3 separate regions of the Homo sapiens genome follow, and regions 1 and 2 are each linked to region 3. The links are chromatin contacts, found by Hi-C in ENCODE. All regions are on one chromosome and are shown on one strand. The core of a region is the stretch at or near the end of the contact, and the rest is flanking DNA. Distances in the headings are between cores, read along the strand shown.

Region 1 (3,035 bases), core at 181-2,680, 840 kb after region 3:
TGCCCTTGGCATCTGGGAAAGGTCTGTTGGCTTCAACCTGAATCCCTGAAGTACCTTTCTTCATTTACAAAACTGGTCACAGACCCCCAACAGCTTCAGCATCCCCAGACCCGGCACCACACCCTAATTCCTTCTCTCAGTGCTGTGTCTTACCCTTGCTGAGCCTCAGCTTCCCCATCTATAAACAAGGTTGATCCCAGGTAACCTTGTTATGTTGCTATGTTGTTAAACTGCTCCATCAGAGAACCACTGAGGAAATTAAATCACATTTAGTAGATCAAATACAAAGAGCTAGGCGTTACCTGCAGTAAGACCTCAAGAAATGTTAGCTACTATTGCTACCATCACCACCACCACCACCGCTGCCACCATTATCATCATCATTCATGAAGACTGGCTGCTTTGTGTGAGGAGTCAGGGTGGAGGAAGGCCCTGGGATCCACCTCAATGGGGAGAGTGGCTTTTCACCGACATTAGGAGGTGAAGTTTTATTATTGTTTTGGAACCCTCAACAGGGAGAGCGGCTTTTCACCGACATTAGGAGGTGAAGTTTTATTATTGTTTTGGAACCCTCAATAAGGAGAGCGGCTTTTCACCGACATTAGGAGGTGAAGTTTTATTATTGTTTTGGAGCCCTCTACAGACACTGTACCCGCTTACTGCTTGCTCCTGGGGAGGATCGCTTCCACTCCCCCACTATACCCTTTTTGGAAGTCCCCTGATGGATAGCCATGAGCAAACAGTGCCTAAGACTTTCCTAAGGACATTGAGGGAGGAAAACGACAGCTGAGCAGGTAGGAAAAGCAATTAGTTGGTTTCTAAACCTTGACAGTGGTCAAGACTCCATCATCCTCTTCTGGGCACCAAAATCAAATCCAGAATTCAGGAGCCAAGCGGGGAGAATCGATTCTCCCCTTGGATCTGCCATAGGTCAAGTTGCTCCTGGTTAAAGAGTCGGATTTCCCATCACAGCCTGGCACTTTCCATGTGCATAGGGCGGTGGCCAAGTTGGACAGGGTCTTAACACCACCACATCAAAGGGTTTTAAGTTAGTTCATTAGCACACCTTCCTTACTTGCCACCCTGTGAAAGACAAAAGATTAAAAAACCCTCAAGTTTTTGTTGTTACTGACTTGGAAAAATCATCTGCTTTTAAAAATTGAAAAGGTTAGTGAAAGTGTGTTGGCCTGGGGGTGGGTACTTGAAGTGGGTCAGGAAGAACAGCTGGGCTCAGGGAAGTGGATACATGGATACCTGTGCTGACAAGAGGCTGCCCCGGGAACACCCTTCCTGACCTCTCAGTGGTTCACCAGATAGTGTGGGGCCACTGCCGATGACAGTCAGAGCCTTCCTGAACCAGTTTCCCTGGGCCTCTTCTGGGACAAGCTCCTCACCCAGAGAAGCAGTGGTGATTCTAAAGGCAATGAACTGGGGTCAAGTTCAGGGCAAGGAATGAGATGTTTCTGAAACAGTCGTAGTTTTGAGGAAGTATCAAGGGAACTATAATAAGCCCAGAAGGTTATTCAGGACTTTCACTACTGCATTCTGAAGTGAGATTGACTTGTAATTTGCATTTCTCCTCCTCTCTTTGTCTGGTTTGGAAATCCAGGTCATACTGACCTCGTCACAGGAGTTGGGAGTATTTTCCCATTTTCCTGTTCTCCATAATCATTTGGATAAGGGAGGGGTTATCTGCTCTAGAATGTGTGGTCAGATGATCTATTCTAGAACGTTTAGATTTGCCTGCAAAACCCTCTGGGCCTTGTGTTCCTCCTTTCTTACTTCTTCTGAGGACTTTTTAACAACCAATTCAATGTATTTTTTTTTTTTTTTTTTTTTTTTTGAGACAGAGTCTCGCTCTGTCGCCCAGGCTGGAGTGCAGTGGCACAATCACAGCTCACTGCAGCCTCCACCTCCTGGGCTCAAGTGATCCTCCCACCTCAGCTCCCTGGAAAGCTGGGACTACAGGCATGTGCCACCACACCTGGCTAATTTTTGTATTTTTTTGGAGAGACAGGGTTTCGCCATGTTGCCCAGGCTGGTCTTGAACTCCTGGGCTCAAGCTATCCACTGCCTCAGCCTCCCAAAGTGCTGGGATTACAGGCATGAGCCACCACTCCTGGCCCAATTTCTTTAATAGTTATTTCTCTCTTCAGGCTTTCTAGCCCTCCTTTAGGCTGTTTTGTTGAGTTGTATTTCTCTATGGAAGTGATGATGTTATCTAGGTTTTCAGATTGAGTGGCATGGAGTTAGTCACAGCGTTTCAGGCTCAGAAGCACCATACCCATCTATCAATAAACAAGGAGGTGTCGGCCAGGCGCAGTGGCGCACGCCTGGAATCCCAGCACTTTGGGAGGCTGAGGCGGGCGGACCACGAGGTCAGGAGATGAGACCATGCTGCCCAACACGGTGAAACCCCGTCTCTAATAAAAATACAAAAAAAATCAGCTGGGCATGGTGGCAGGCGCCTGTAGTCCCAGCTACTCGGGAGGCTGAGGCAGGAGAATGGCGTGAACTCAGGAGGCGGAGCTTGCAGTGAGCCAAGATTGCACCACTGCACTCCAGCCTGGGCGACAGAGCGAGACTCCATCTCAAAAAAATAAAAATAAAAATAAAAATAAATAAATAAATAACCAAAAAAGAGCCCACATTGCCAAGTCAATCCTAAGCCAAAAGAACAAAGCTGGAGGCATCACGCTACCTGACTTCAAACTATACTACAAGGCTACAGTAACCAAAACAGCATGGTACTGGTACCAAAACAGAGATATAGATCAATGGAACAGAACAGAGCCCTCAGAAATAACGTTGCATATCTACAACTATCTGATCTTTGACAAACCTGAGAAAAACAAGAAATGGGGAAAGGATTCCCTATTTAATAAATGGTGCTGGGAAAACTGGCTAGCCATATGTAGAAAGCTGAAACTGGATCCCTTCCTTACACCTTATACAAAAATCAATTCAAGATGGATTAAAGACTTAAACGCTAGACCTAAAACCATAAAAACCCTAGAAGAAAACCTAGGCATTAC
Region 2 (3,256 bases), core at 475-2,974, 740 kb after region 3:
CAGGCATGCACCACCATGCCTGGCTAATTTTGTATTTTTAGTAGAGATGGGGTTTCTCCATGTGGTCAGGGTGGTCTCGAGCTCCCGATCTGAGGTAATTCACCCACCCCAGCTTCCCAAAGTGCTGGGATTACACGCTTGAGCTACCTTGCCTGGCCAATTTCCCTATATTTCACAGGAGAGCAAGACTTACTAGATATCTTCCAGTCCCCAAGCCTCAGTTTCCCTATCTTTCACAGGGAAAAATTACGACTCAGAAAAATTCCAAGAGGGTTAAGTACAATGGCAAGCCAAGAGTGCCTAGCCCAGGGACATATGGTGACACTCAATCCATGTGGGTAGAACCAAGATGGAAACTAGAATCTGCAAGTCTCTATTCTGAGTCTCTCTTTCTCTCCTTCTTTTTTTAATAACTTCAACACACGTATTTAAACATTGCCTATGTGATCCCCAGCCCTATTATTAGTCCAGAGATAAAAACAGGGGTCAGAGCAATTGTAATCAAAAGCCATTTCTCTATCCCCGACCCTGGTGCTATGGTGTGAATTTTTGTGTTCCCCTAAAATTCCTATGTTGAAATGTAACTGCCAAGGTGATGGTATTAGGAGGCGGGGCCTTTACGAGTTGATTAGGTTATGAGGGCAAATCCACCATGAATGGAATCAGTGCCCTTATAAAATAGGCCTGAGAGAGCTCCCTGCTCCTTCCATCATGTGAGGACGCAGTGAGAAGGTGCCATCTGAGAAAGTAGGCTCTCACCAGACATAAAATCTACTGGTGCCTTGATCTTGGACTTCCCAGCCTCTAGAACTGTGAGCAATGGATTTCAGTGGCTTATAGGCTACCCAGTTTATGGTATTTTGTTATAGCGGCCTGGATGAATTAGTACTATCTCCTTCATTAATAATAATAATAATAATAGCTAAAAGCAATTGAGCACTTACTATGTACAGACATTGGGTTAAGACTTTACATAAATTATATAATTAAATCAATTACCAATGGTTTATATATATGTCAGAACCTAGGGTCATTTGATACAACAATAAAAATATAAAATAGCAACAGCAATACAAAAACTTTCCTTCTCTGACTTAATCTTCCCATTATCCCCACTATATGCTACCAGGGGCATCACACATCAGCTCAAGAACAAGCCCCTTTTAGGTATTCCATGGAGCCTGCCATATAGTCCTGCTCACCAGCTCCAGCGCCATCTCTCTGTGGAAGCGTCCATTGCTGTTCCCAAAGCCCCACTGCACTGCACTATGTCCTCTAGCTTGACGCCATCATGGGCTCCAACAACCACCCCTGGTGGGAAAGTACCTATCCCCACTCGGGCTACATCCTGTTTCCCTGGTTAAAAAACACCACGGCTCTGTGCTTGCAGCGCCTCACCAAGTTTTGATATGAAGCAGCTCTTTGGTTCTGTGCTCAGGTTTTACCATAGCTGCCTTGCTCTAGGGGGAGTTCAGTGGGGAAGCGCCTTCCTCAGATATGGACCTCTGTTCTTGCAGCAAGCTTTTGGCCTGGATTCAATCTTCCTTCAGAATGTTTCTTTCCCAGGAGACCCTGAGCAAAGAATCTCCATGAGGCCATCCCATCATCTTCTAGACAGGCCCAGGCATTTCTGACTCCTGCGGTGAACACAATAGTTTGTGCTTCCCAGCTGGGACTCACACTCAGAAGATCAAGCTTCTGGCCAGCCATGTAGCGACTCAAAGCTTGTGGTTGTCTTCTTAGTACTGGGTTGGTTTTGAAATGACTCATCCACAGCGTCTGGCTGCTTTTTGTGAGAAACTTTGTGCATTGTTGAGGCAAATGGTTAGCATGAGGGGTTCATCTCTGCTCATGATGATTGTTCAATACATGCTCAATGATTTAGACTAAATTTCACTCATGCATTCATCAAATATGTATGAGCTTCTGCTCTGTACACCCTACAATGGCCCTAGGATGGCATTTGGAGACACTGATGTGCAAAACATAGTCGCATAGCTGAAAGGGTCAGATATTCATTTATTCAAAAAATGGGCACAAAAATGTACAAAATGCAAAAAATATCTTCCCTTGTGGAACTTGCATTTGAGCATGAATAAGTACATGCAATGAAGTACCAAGTGGAGCTGCTATCAGAGAACTCTGGAAGAATACAACAGGGTGAAGAAGAGGAATGATTAATTCTATGTGGAGAGGGGAGGAGGATCAGGGAAGGCTCCTGGCGGTGGGGGAGAGGGGTGATCCCTGAGTGAAGTCTTGATAGAATAATAGGTATTAATAGGTTTTGAAGACAAGGACACAGTGTAAACAAAGGAATGGGACTGCTGGCTGGTAGGGGAAACCAAGAGTAGATTGTAGAAGTTGGAACATTGAGTACAGGGAGAAGAAGGAGTGGCATCATGAGAAGAGATGAGGTCTATGAAGACCTCAAAATGAGAACTTCTAGTCCGTGGTTCCCTAGGAAACTGAGCCCGAGGGTAAAGCTTTCCAGGGAGTGCAATCCCTGGGAAGTAGAAATGAGGGAAAGGGGGAGTAAGTAAGGGAGGCACTGGGAGCAAATAGAAGGATGTCATTACCCAACTGGTCATGACTTGGTGACAAGATGATCTCTTTGGCTTTACCAGGCATCTTTGCAGAGAACGTGAGAAAGATTGCATCTCTGAAACATCCATCTAAGCGAGGGAAGACAGGGGACTTTACACAAGGCTTCCATAAGGCATTGGTCAACATTTGCCCCATAGGTGATTAACTCCTGCACTTCTGATGTGTAAGCACTGGGCATGTGGGAACACCAGGTGGATCATGTAGTGTCTTGCACCTGGAGGAAGCCCCTGGGCAGGAGAAAAGAGGGCCATGCAGGCTCATGGCCGGAGAGACCCTAACAGTAACTGGGATTTGGAGCAACAGTAGAGGCATGCTCCTCCCTTTGTAATTCAGGCCCAGCTGACGAGCATTAACATCAACACAGACCTTAAGACTGACAGAAAAGACTCTTTAAGTCTGATAAGAAACATGTATATCTATTCTCTCTGAAGCCTACTACCTGGCTTCCCCACCTGCTGCCTCAACAACCTGGCTATAAAACTAGGGAACAATATAAGACGCTGCTAGGGCTGCCCCAGCTAGAAAGCAAGGCAAGTGCTCAGATACAGGATGGTATTTAAACTGAATCTGGTACAAAGCCTTCAATGGATTTTAATCTGTAGAGTAATGTATTCGAATTTGTGTTTTTAAAAGACCACTCCTGGATTTCTCA
Region 3 (3,110 bases), core at 168-2,667:
CAAGGCAGATTGGAACATTAGCGGTGGAAGAGGGTAAATAATCTGGTAATTGATCTGGGATTTGTGGATTTTTACCTCAAATTTCTGCATACGGTTGAAGGTCGTAAGCTATACAAACCTCTATTGATCAGAGTTCTTTGTTTAAATGGAACCTACTGTATTTATTTGTGTTGCTCTTCCAAAGTCAAACAAAAAGGGCACTGATCTAGCTAAACCCCGGCATGGCACCGTGGACATGTGGTCCATTCACTCGGTGTACAGATGTTTTCAATCTGCACACTTTGTCTTTCATATCCATGTGAGATGAAACAGCCTTCATTTAGCCCGGGAGACACGCCAGCAAGAGAAGATACATACTTAACCCTTCACAGACACATTTCCCTGCTCCCTTTGGACACTGAGATGTGATTCTGGGGAAGCAGAGTGTTTCCCTAGAGATTCAACCTGGTGCTCTCAGTGTTGCTCTGTCCCTAGTTGCTCTGGGTATCCAGAAAATAGTAATAATAATAATAAATAATCCCTTCCACTCCCGTCTTTGCCCCCCAGCCTCTACCTCCCTATCTTTGGCAGTTCTTCAAAGCTGTAGACCTCTTGTGAAAGAGATTTAAGGTGGGGAATGGTATTCTCGGCTGTCTCTGGGCATTTCAAACAATCCTGCATAGATGATGACAGAGATTTACTAAGGGTCGGTTTGGCCAGTGCCTGGGTCCTTAGAATGCAGGCGAGTTGCTATTACTAGGCCCCTTTCCTAGGGTGGACTTTACTCTCTCCCATTTCTGTTTCTTTAACAGCAACTTAGCCAGGGTTTCTCAACCTTGGCACTCTTGACATTTGGGGGAGGATAGTTCTTTGTGGTATGTGTGTGTGCTGGGGCCAGGGGCTGACCTATGTGTTGAAGGATGTGGAGCAGCATCTCTGGCCTCTACAAACTAGACATCAGGAGCACTGCCCACCTGAGTTATGATGACCAAAACTCCCTGGGTTGAGAACCCAGTTTCCCCCAGTTTAGAACCCTTGCCTTTTAGGGATTGCTTGTGGTATTATAAAGATCATGAGCTTCAGAGCAGACGGACGCCCTCCCACTCCTTGTCCGGCCTCCTGCGTGCTGCTTGACCTTGGCAACCTCTTCTCTCTATTACAGCTTCCCCATCAATGAGGTGCCTATTAGAAGTCCCAGCTTCCACGGCTGTGTGCTGTGGACCCAACACAAAGCGCTGTGGTCAGCACCTTAGCCCAAGCCTGGTTTGGAGGGGCGCCGGTGCATGTCCCTTAGCACCAGACCTGGAAATAAGTTCAAAGGGAGCACACAGGACTTGCTGAGGGAAGGCAATGGATGCAAGAATGTGAGATCCACTCCCTTTAAGGCCTCATCAGCTTTTGAACACCCTGTGCCAATAGTAGCAGCTCTGGGTTTCTGGACGGAGCTGTGTGGCTTGGCAATTGGAATCGGGATGGATTCGCTTTTTCCTTCCACCCCGGGCTTTGTGACCCTCCCTTCTTAGAGCTGGAGCTGAAGGCTGGCTGCTCCCAAATGCTTATCCATTGCTCTGAGTAGTTGAATGTGTTAAATACATTGAAGTCCTTCATAAAATAGGGTTATTCTCAGCTTGGCTGACACATTCTCCTGGCTGTTACATCTTTGGAAATTACGTATCAGGACCTGGCTATAATGTGAGTGGCTTTATCTGCAGACATACTGAGGTTGAAATCTCAGCTTAGCCACTTTCTAATTGCTGAGTGTTCTTGGGCAAGTTGATTTAACTTTGTGGGTTTGCCAATCCCCACTGGCAAATGGGTCTTGATAATGACCTCAAAATATAGCTTTGAAAATAAATAGGGTGTCATATTGGGAGTTTCTCAGTGTGTGTGTGTGGTACATTCTTGGCATTACCAAACAATACTGCTATTATTGCTATTATTATTAATTATTAAAGTGTTCTTTACTGGTTGTCTAATTGACATAAAAATTCAAAATCACATGAAGCCTACGATTCAAACATAAGTGTTTTATGATATTCACTAGTAGATCTGTGTGATATCCAGACAGTTTTCTTTTCACTTTTCATTATAATATTTTGTGATACAGCTTCAGTCATAATGTTTGGGGAGGATTATTTCCATCTCTTTCAAACTCTGATTTTCAAAGCTAAAAAGGTATTTCTAAACATAGCAAAATGGGACTTGTACGAAATGGAAAATAGACTCAGCAAATTAAGGCTAGGGTCTTTATCTGCAGAAGCACACAACTTAAGATCCTGGGTCTAGTGAAAGTCACCGTGACCTTTATATAAACATAGCATTTTACAGCTTACAACTTGATCTCACATACATTTTATCACTAGATGCCCCATTTATTCGAAGGCATGAATACCCCCACCTGGTCACACTTTTCGAGTAGAAATGAGACTCTGGGGTTTTTGACACCACGTTTAGTTCTCCCTCCAGCCTGTGCATTTATCAGCCTGACGGTGGACAAGCATTTTGTCCTGGGGAGGGTAGGTCTATATTTTCTCCCTTTTTCCATGGGTCCTTAACCAAATATTTTACAGGGTGTAAGAAGAGATCATCAGCAACTGAGAGTATCTTATGGAGAAAGGAGAAATAAAATCAATAAAATCAAGACACACGCACACACAAACACACACACACAATTATTCTCCAAGCTTTCCTGCTTTTTTCCCATTTTTCTCCACTCCCCATGCTCCCCCGGCCCCCATCAACACTCCCCACAAATATATCATATTCCTTGTACTTTTCTTGAGTTCATGTTTACCGATTTTCACTGAATAAAACAGTTTGCCTTTGGGCCATTTGGTCTAGGAAACTTCTCTCTTGAAATATGTATTTTGAGACATATACAATTATATATGTAATCTACATGTAAGTCATGAAACTGTATATAAACAACTTGGAAAACAATGTCTCAAGAACCATAAACCAGTATCGGTGAAACTTCTTTCCCAAGTCCTTTCTCTTTTCCTCATCAAGTTAAACTACCTTAAACTTTATGTTTACCATTCTCTGGCTTTTCTTAAAAGTTGTATTTTTCAGGTAGATATCACTGAACTGTAGGTGTATGTGTGTGGCTTGTTTTTAACTTGGTAAAAATG

What was found. Hi-C counts contacts between places; a loop is a spot of excess contacts on that map. Pooled maps may share reads with other maps.
Region 1: a map with no recorded cell type shows a loop between it and region 3 (4-fold over the local background). The contact joins two enhancer-like sites. A Hi-C loop is called at or near these places in 5 of 37 single-sample maps with no recorded cell type and 2 of 50 pooled maps.
Region 2: a map with no recorded cell type shows a loop between it and region 3 (8-fold over the local background). The contact joins two enhancer-like sites. A Hi-C loop is called at or near these places in 4 of 37 single-sample maps with no recorded cell type and 7 of 50 pooled maps.

The regions. Positions count from the first base shown.
Region 1 is chr16:80,675,146-80,678,180 of GRCh38, forward strand. The region is part of intron 2 of CDYL2 (chromodomain Y like 2); the gene reads right to left. Among named protein-coding and RNA genes, the nearest start is that of LINC01227, 100 kb to the left of the region's middle. Within about 2 kb of position 1,431, at least 3 of the 41 ENCODE cell types and tissues checked have a DNase peak (open chromatin) inside an H3K27ac peak, as active enhancers do.
Region 2 is chr16:80,578,932-80,582,187 of GRCh38, forward strand. No RefSeq gene overlaps it. Among named protein-coding and RNA genes, the nearest start is that of LINC01227, 7.8 kb to the left of the region's middle. RefSeq lists an enhancer at 1,246-1,735. Within about 2 kb of position 1,725, at least 3 of the 41 ENCODE cell types and tissues checked have a DNase peak (open chromatin) inside an H3K27ac peak, as active enhancers do.
Region 3 is chr16:79,838,799-79,841,908 of GRCh38, forward strand. No RefSeq gene overlaps it. Among named protein-coding and RNA genes, the nearest start is that of LINC01228, 13 kb to the left of the region's middle. Within about 2 kb of position 1,418, at least 4 of the 41 ENCODE cell types and tissues checked have a DNase peak (open chromatin) inside an H3K27ac peak, as active enhancers do.